2 separate regions of the Homo sapiens genome follow, and region 1 is linked to region 2. Evidence: read pairs that join two places in POLR2A ChIA-PET (ENCODE). Cell type or tissue: B cell. All regions are shown on one strand. Each heading gives the region's core, and the rest is flanking DNA. Links, peaks and the distances in the headings are about the cores only.

Evidence for each region. Peaks named below come from ENCODE experiments on the same cell type or tissue, not always from the same donor. Only the 100,000 strongest peaks of a DNase experiment are listed, where the experiment ranks them.
Region 1: POLR2A ChIA-PET joins it to region 2 with 7 read pairs; 2 of 35 experiments call an interaction of 5 or more read pairs at or near these places.

The regions. Positions count from the first base shown.
Region 1 is chr10:110,154,493-110,158,887 of GRCh38, reverse strand. No RefSeq gene overlaps it. Among named protein-coding and RNA genes, the nearest start is that of MXI1, 51 kb to the left of the region's middle. In B cell, for the core only: no CTCF peak of the experiment used is centred there; a DNase peak (open chromatin) is centred at 1,817; H3K4me3 peaks cover 1,030 bases; H3K27ac peaks cover 739 bases; H3K27me3 peaks cover 957 bases.
Region 2 is chr10:110,348,455-110,352,849 of GRCh38, reverse strand. No RefSeq gene overlaps it. Among named protein-coding and RNA genes, the nearest start is that of SMNDC1, 46 kb to the right of the region's middle. In B cell, for the core only: no CTCF peak of the experiment used is centred there; no DNase peak of the experiment used is centred there.

The DNA of each region.
Region 1 (4,395 bases), core at 256-4,255, 190 kb after region 2:
TTGGAGTATAGTGCATGTATTTGCAATAAGCCAGTCATGTAAGTGTCTGCCAGAAAAACAAGTCTGTGGGAAGGACTGCAATGACACCTGGCTGAGTTTGGGAAGCTGAGGCCCTGCTCAGTGCTGCATTCCACATGGTGGGGGTAAGAAGAAAACTAACAAGTAAGACTCGCTGAGAGCTTACTTCCTTCCATCTATGTCTCTACATGCAATACCTCCTTTAATCTTTAAAACACCACCCTATGAGAAAGGTACTGTTAATGATTCCTTCTTTGCAGATGAAAAAACTCAGTCTCAGAGGAATTAAGCTGCCCAAGGTCTCACGACTCAGTCGCGTTAGGCTTGCAGCATGGTCTGTTTGACTCCTCTCTGCTGTTTTTCCTTCCTGGCCATTTCACTAGCCTTGAGGCACTCCCAGGATTCTGGAGGAGTCAGGACACAAAATGAAATACGCAGTAGCTGGAAAGGCCAACCAGGTAAAAACAAGATGCCTGGTGGGGTGTGCAGACAGGTTACGGCGGAAGTATTAGGGAGGAGGAGGGGAGGGGGCTCAAACAGAGGAAAAAGAAGTGGTTCTTTGTGGCAGGGCCTTTGGACAATTGGCAAGCCCCCAGCTGACCCAACTCCTGCTGCATCACGAGCTTCTTCTGTCCCCTATGCCTTCTGCCAGTCAGGGTGCTAATTTGCACGCTGGCCTTGCTTGCCCCAGAATGCCTTTCCACCCACCCTCTCCAGAGAGACTCAGATACAGCAAATATCCCTTAGATGCTTTCAGGTGCCATATCTCATTTAGATGCACTTTCAGATGAGGAAACTAAGGCTCAGAGACATTAAGTCACTTGCCTAAAATCCCACAGCAAATCAGTCGCAGTGCTGAGATTCAAACTTTATTTTTGACAACCTGATGTGGTTTAAATGTGTGTGCTCCTGCCCCCAATTTTTGTGTTGAAGCCTAATCCCCAATGTGATAGTATTAGGAGGTGAGGCCTTTGGGAGGTGATGTGGGTCATTAGGGCATAAGCCTCATGGTGGGATTACGACCCTTATAAAAGAGGCCAGAGAGAGAGTCCTTGCCCCTTCCACCATGTGAGGACAGAGCGAAAAGATGGCCATCTATTAGCCAGGAAATGGATCACTACCAGACACGGAATCTATTAACCAGGAAGCACCCAGGCTGGAGTGCAGTGGCACGATCTTGGCTCACTACAGCCTTGACCTCTGAGGCACAGACGATTCTCCCACCTCAGCCTCCCAAGTAGCTGGGACTACAGGCGTGCACCAACATGACTAGCTAATTTTTTGTGTTTTTTATAGAGATGGGGTTCTTGCTATGTTGCCCAGGCTGGTCTCAAACTCCTGGCTCAAGTGATTCTCCACCTCAGCCTCCCAAAGTGCTGGGATTACAGGCGTGAGCCACCGCACCCGGCCTTATTAGTGATTCTTAATTTGGGATAAATTGTGGGGCCCTTTGGATCCTGTCAAAAGCTCCCTTCCCCGTGTTGTGAGTGCCCACCCTGTGCGTGTGTGGGGCTCACTCACAGAGCATGCGCAGGGCAGTGTTCACACCCTGGTTAATAGCCTCTGCTTTATTCGTGATTTGAGGGGCCCCTCGCAGCAGCAGCGGTTTCACAAAAAACGTATAAAAATCTCTCAAAGACAAAGGCAACTTAACAAACTGGTTTATCACAGGGGTGGGCTGCTTCTTCACTGGCCCACGGGGACCCGGAAACCATCAAAAGCTGAGGCTGGGAAACCCAGCTTCCTGCTTCTGGCCTCAATTCCCCACCACTGTCACCACCATGACCACTAAAAATAAGACCAAACCCAGCCCACGCCCTCTCGACGTCGTTCTCCTCATGATTTAGCTGCCTGCTTCCTGTTGATCTTTCTTGTTTTATTTCACAGTCTCTGACTTCTGCTCACACCCCACTAGGCATCTCCCCAGTTTGAGCTGAAACAGGATTTAACCAGAAAGAAAAAGGGGTGGACGTGGGAAGCCGCAGGGGACTGAGGGTCCGTGTCCTGCCTCTCTGAATCCACACTTGCACCCTCCACCCAGTGGCTGCCCCAGGGGACTCTGGTCCAGACCCCATTCAAATGCTGCCAGGCGAGTTTGATGACTGCCTGGTCATAGGTTTTTGATAAATGTACTCGATCTCCCACCAATGGTTGTAGGGGTACGGAAGGCACAATCTCTATCCAGAATTATTCAATCACATGAGGTGAGGACTGGGCCACACAGGACACAAAATCTCTGGAAGCAGTTGATGAGAAATGCCATTTGCCCCTTCCCATTTGTCTCTTGGAAATTGAGGGTTGTAGGCTCAGTTTTCTGGTGGTGCCCCCAAATGCTTCTTCCAGCCATACTTTTTTTTTTTTTTTTTTTTTTTTGAGACAGAGTCTCTCTCTGTCACCCAGGCTAAAGTGCAGTGGTGTGATCATAGCTTGATGCAGCCTTGACCTCCCAGGTTCAAGTGATCCTCCTACCTCAGCCTCCCTAGCAGCTGGGACTACAGGCGTGTGCCACCACACCTGGCTAATTTTTGTATTTCTTTGGTAGAGACGGGGTTTCGCCATATTGCCCAGACTGGTCTTGAACTCCTGGGCTCGGGTGATCTGCCCGCCTCGACCTCCCAAAGTCCTGGGATTACAGGTGTGAGGCACCACGGCCAGCCTCAGCCATAATTTCAGACTCCATCCCTCCCAGGAGAGCTCCCTGGTGCCCTTCAGTAAAACTGAACTCCACTCTCTCCCGGTCTCTTGGCCTCCCTCTGCAATTTTTGTATTCATCTTCCTTGCTAGATTGTGAACCCTTGGAGGGGCAAGGATGATCTCTTAATCACTCTTTTTAGAAATTTCACAACTAATAGATGTTTACTATGTGGAAATATTAGAAAATTCAGATGGCTTCCCCACCACCTCCCCTGCAGAGAGGATAAAATGTATCCCTGATGCCCAGCTGGGACCTGTAACATTTTGGTGATCTTTCCATTTTCTTATGCAGACACACACACACACACACACACACACACACGCACGCACACACACCTAACAGAATGGAATCCAATACTCTATTTTGAGTCTATTACTCCTTTTTTTTTTTTTAAAAAAGTAAAGATTTGCTATAATTTTTTCATTTATTTATTTTTGTCTTTTTATTATTATTATACTTTAAGTTTTAGGGTACATGTGCACAATGTGCAGGTTAGTTACATATGTATACATGTGCCATGCTGGTGTGCTGCACCCATTAACTCGTCCTTTAGCGTTAGGTATATCTCCTAATGCTATCCCTCCCCCCTCCCCCCACCCCACAACAGTCCCCAGAGTGTGATGTTCCCCTTCCTGTGTCCATGTGTTCTCATTGTTCTATTACTCCTTTTTTAACTACTCGATAACCTTAAAACATTTTCATACCAACATTTTGCATCATTGAAAATCACTGCAGAGTTGTCTACCAGTTGTATCACAGTTTTCTCAATAAGCCCCTATTGTTGGACATTTAGGTTATAGTCATTTTTTTGAGACAGGATCTCACTCTGTCACCGAGGCTGGAGTGCAGTGGTGCAAACATGGCTCACTACAGCCTTGACCCCTTGGGCTCAAGCGATTCTCCCACCTCAGCCTCCCAAGTAACTGGGGCTACAGCCATATACCACCATGCCTGGCCAATTTTTTTTTTTAATTTTGTAGAAAGGAAGTCTCACTATGTTGCCCAGGCTGGTCTTTAATTCCTGGCCCAATTTTTTAAAAACAGCTTTGTTGGGATATAATTCGCATACCATAAAATTCACCATTTTAGGGTGTACAATTCAGTGGTTTTTACTGTATCTACAGAGTTCTGAAACCATTACCATTATCTGATTTTAGAACATTTTCATCACACCCAAAAGAAACCCCACAGCCATTTCTGTCACTGCATTTACCCCACACCCTGACACCAGGGGAACCGTTAATCTTCTTTATGTGTTTATGGATTTTTACTATTTTTTTTTCTTTTGAGACGGAGTCTTGCTCTGTCTCCCAGGCGGGAGGTGTAGTGGTGCGATCTCAGCTCACTGCAACCTCTGCCTCCTGGGTTCCAGCAATTCTGCCTCAGCCTCCCAAGTAGCTGGGATTACGGGCACCTGCCACCACGTCCAACTAATTTTTTTGTATATTTAGTAGAGACAGGGTTTCACCCTGTTGGCCAGGCTTGTCTCATCTCGAACTCCTGACCTCAAGTGATCCACCTGCCTCAGCCTCCCAAACTGCTGGGATAACAGGCATGAGCCATGGCACCTGGCTGATTTTTACTATTCTTGACATCTCAAGACATTCACATACAAATGAAATGTTACAATAGGTGTCTTCTTTCACTTAGCACAGTGTTTTCACGGTTCACCATGTTGTAGC
Region 2 (4,395 bases), core at 315-4,314:
ATTTGCAGGTTTTACTGTAAAGGGTCAAATAATAAATATTTTAGACTTTGCAGATCACAGTTTCTATCCCAGCCACTCAACTCTGCAGCCATAGTGTGACAACATGTAAATGAGTGAGCAAGGCTATGTTCTAAGAAACCTTTTTTAATACAAAAGCAGGAGGTGGGTCAGATTTAATCCACTTTGTTAATTTCTGACCTATTGCAACTCATTTTACAAAACAACTGCTCAATTCCTACCTCTTCTAAGAGCCTACCTACTTGTACTTTCCCTCCCTGGACTTCAAAATCACTGGGCTTAGAGGGAGCTTAGTACCATGGAAAGAATATGCAAGAAATGTGGATTAAGCTCTGGCCCTGCTGCATGACTTTGAACAAAGCACTTACGATCTCTGGAGCCTCAGTTTACCCATCTGCAAAATAGATTTAAGATTCTTTTGTCTTACTTACCTAATAAGGCAGTTTGAACGTCCAATAGAGAAATGCATACGGATGTGACTTGCAAACTTGAAAGCACTACCCAGTGGAAGTACATCTGCACGGTGTCCCCAGTGCCCAGCCCAGTGCTTGGTACGCAGTCAGTGTTGACTGAACCAAATCCCAATGGTGGTATTAAGTACAGGTTTTTGTATCAGATAAATAGGTAAGTGCCTATGTATCTCCTTGGCTGGATGGAGAACTCGAGGGACACAGGCCTGAGGAGAAAGGACAGCATTTCTGAGGCAGGTTCCCCAGAAAGCTTATCTACTTGAGCTGTAGGTCAGAGTCATATTGCAATGGGTCTGGACTACAATGACAAGACTAAGGCATCTACAAATCTGGGCTTGTTAACTGAGACTATGTGACAGATAACCACAAACTGGGTAACTTAAAGCAATAGAAATTTATTCTTTCAGAGTTCTGGAGACGAGAAGTCTGAAAGCAAGGTGTTGGCATGGACATGCTCCCTCCAAAGGATCTAGGGGAGAATCTATTTCTTGCCTCTTCTGGCTTCTTGTGGTTGCTAGCATTCCTTGACTTATAGCCACATCGCTCCAATCTTTGTTCCATCTCCACGTCGCCTTCTACACTTCTGTCTTTCCCTCTTTCGGTCTCTTAGAGGGACATTTGTTTTTGTTTTAGGACCTGCCTGTGTAATCTAGGATGTCTTATCTCAAGATCCTTGATTTAATTACATACATCTGCAAAGACCCTTTTTCCAAATAAGGTCACATTCACAGGTTTCCAGGATTTGTCGACAGATCTTTTAGGTGCCACTATTAAACCTACCACAGTATCTTATTACTTCTACCTAACTTTTTACCTAAATATTTCCTATGTCATTGAGCAGTCTTCCAAAAGCATTATTATTATTATTTTGAGACAGGTTCTCAGTCTGTCACCGAGGCTGGAGTGTGGTGACATGATCACCACTCACTGCAGCCTCAACCTCCTGGGCTCAGGTGATCCTCCTGCCTCAAACTCCTGAGTATCTGAGACAATAGATACATGCCACCACCTCCAGCTAATTTTTAAAATTATTTGTAAAGACAGGGTCTTGCTATGTTGCCCAGGCTGGTCTTGAACTCCTGGGCTCAAGTGATCCTCCTGACTCAGCCTCCCAAAATACTGGGATTACAGGCATGAGGCTCCACATCCAACCAAAACCACTATTTTCATGGCCAATAACATTCCATGTTGTGGATATATTATAATTAATTCATTTTCCTCTTGTTTGGCAGTTAGGTTGTTCATAGTTTTCACCATTATAAGAAGAATGCATTGCGTGGGCTTTGAAGTCTTATATTCCCAGATCAAATTCTGACTCTGTCATTTACCAAGAATGTGACCTTAGTCAAGTTTCTTTTCTGAGCCTCAGTTTTCTCATTTGTAGAATGGAGATTATAATGCTTGCCTGGTGAGGTAACTTGGAGGATCAGGTGAAAGAAGATATGTAAAGTGGCCAGCGGCAGAATGTTTGGCACAAGTAAGAGCTTAGTAAATTGCAGCCACTCTTGTTTTATTAATATTGATGGCATCTCAGTTCATTTCCTTAGGATGGATTCATAGAAGTGCTGTTCCCAGATCAAGGGGTGTGGACAATTTTAAGGCTCTTGGTTTGTACTGTCAAATTGCTTTCCAGAAAAGCATTAGCAGAGATGCTCAATATTACCTAATCCTACATAATGACTACTATCATGGGCTATGATGATGACCTTAATCCATGGACAAGAACTTCACAAGTTATAGAAACAGGGTCAGGCTTTGAAAAGCTTGTAGTCTAATTGAGCAACTAAATTGCATACATGAAACAAGACAAACAAAAAAAATGGGATTCGTTAACTCAGCAAATGTTTATTGAGCACCTCCTATGTGCCAGCTACTATCCTAGATGATGGATATTATACATTGGCGAACAAAACAAAAATGGTCCTGGCCTTCATGCCCTTTTAATCCATGGGTCAAAACTAGGCTGCAACACTTCCTTCCTACAACAGAGCTCAGGGAAAGTAAAGATTCACAGAGACCAGGTGGATGGTGAGGCTTCAAGAAGGAAGAGGACCCAGACATGGACTTGAAGAAGGAGCAAGGACTAGAGGAAAATGAGTTGGGGGGTTTGGAGGCTTGTGACTCACTGTCCCAGATGGCTTACCGAGGGCAGGAGTGGGAAAAGGGCTGGGGAGGCTCCATACTGGAAAGCCAGGACAGCTTTCAGCATTGGCCTAGCTGGGGAGGTCGCATTTGTTTTGCTTTCAAAAATCAGAGACTCATAAAATTTTCTGAGCAGGGAAAGGCCCATGAAAGACATTTGGAAAGAATCGAAGGGTCTGGATGAGTCAAGCCTGGCATCAGAATGTCAGCCAGGCTTGGACTCTGCAATACTTGAAGCTGCAAACCTCCTCCCACTTCACAAGCAGGGGTTGGTAGTATGACTTGGTGATAGGGCTTACACTACTTGGCACATGAAGTCCTGAGCCCCATCCCATATCTTCCTCCACCCAGAATTTCTTTCCAGTGCTGATATGGTTTGTCTGTGTCCCCACCCAAATCTCATCTTGAATTGTAATCTCCATAATCCCCTGTATTGAGGGAGGTACCTGGTGGGAGATGATTGGATCATGGGGGCAGTTCCTTCATGCTGTTCTCATGACAGTGAGTGAGTTCTCATGAGATCTGAAGGTTTTATAAATGTTTCACAGTTCCTCCTTCACACGTTTTTCTCTCTCCTGCAGCCACGTGAAGAAGGTCCTTGCTTCCCCTTCACCTTCCACCCTGATTGTAAGTTTCCTGATGCCTCCCAGCCATGCGGAAATGTGAGTCAATTAAGCCTCTTTCCTTTATAAATTAACCAGTGTCGGGTAGTGTCTTTATAGCAGTGTGAGAATGGACTAACACGAGTGCCCAACACTGAGCCCTCAGCAAGCTCCAAGCTTCTTTGAGTGTCTGCCATTGCTTCCTGGAACCCTGGGGGTGAATGGATCTTAGTTGTTCCAGTCGTGGGATACATTAACCTGATATTTTGTTATTAACTGTCCAGGCTGTAAGTGTACCCGAGCCATTGACTCTTCCAGGAGTTTCTTCTTTTCCACTGCGATGTGGTCCTCAGGGGATGGTGAATATCTAATGATTGACCACTTCTGTGTTCCTGATCTAGTTTGGATATCTGTCCTCAAAATCACATGATGAAATTTAACCCCCAGTGTTGAAGGTGGGGCCTGGTGGGAGGTATTTAGGTCCTGGGGGTAGATCCCTCATGGCTTAGTGTTGTCTTCATGATAGTAAGTAAGTTCTAGTGGGATCCAATTGTTTAAAAGTATGCGGCACCTCCCTGCCCTTCTCTCTTTTGCTCCTGCTTTTGCCATGTGATGTGCCGACTCCCCCTTTGCCTTCCTCCATAAGTAAAAGCTATCTGAGACCTACCAAGAAGCTGAGCAGATGCGGGCACCATACTTGTGTAGCCTGCAGAACCGTGAGCCAATTAAACCTCTTTTCTTTATAAATTACCCAGTGTCAGGTATTTCTTTACAGCAACACGAGAGTGGACTAACACAGTCCCCTTTGGTGATTAATATACTATTCTATTAGGGATGGGGCACAGAGAAGGAGGAAGTCTTCTCTCCATTTCCACCTGACCACCCAAGCATATTCCAGTCAGTGGTGACCAGAGGTGGCAGAGGGAAGAAAATGTAGGGGACCCTGAAGGGGCTATGAGGAGACCCTGTGTATGCAGTGAACCCTTCTTCCAACCCAACCATGAGGCCACTCCTGAGTCACAGGTCTGGTAGGTGGAAGTGAGAGGTTGGCTCATTTAGAGTCTTTACAAAACTGAGGAAGAGCCACTTCTCTAATTTCCTCCCATTCCTGTAAATTGGACCTCACAATGCATGCCCTACCCAGACAGGCAGGATGATTGTCT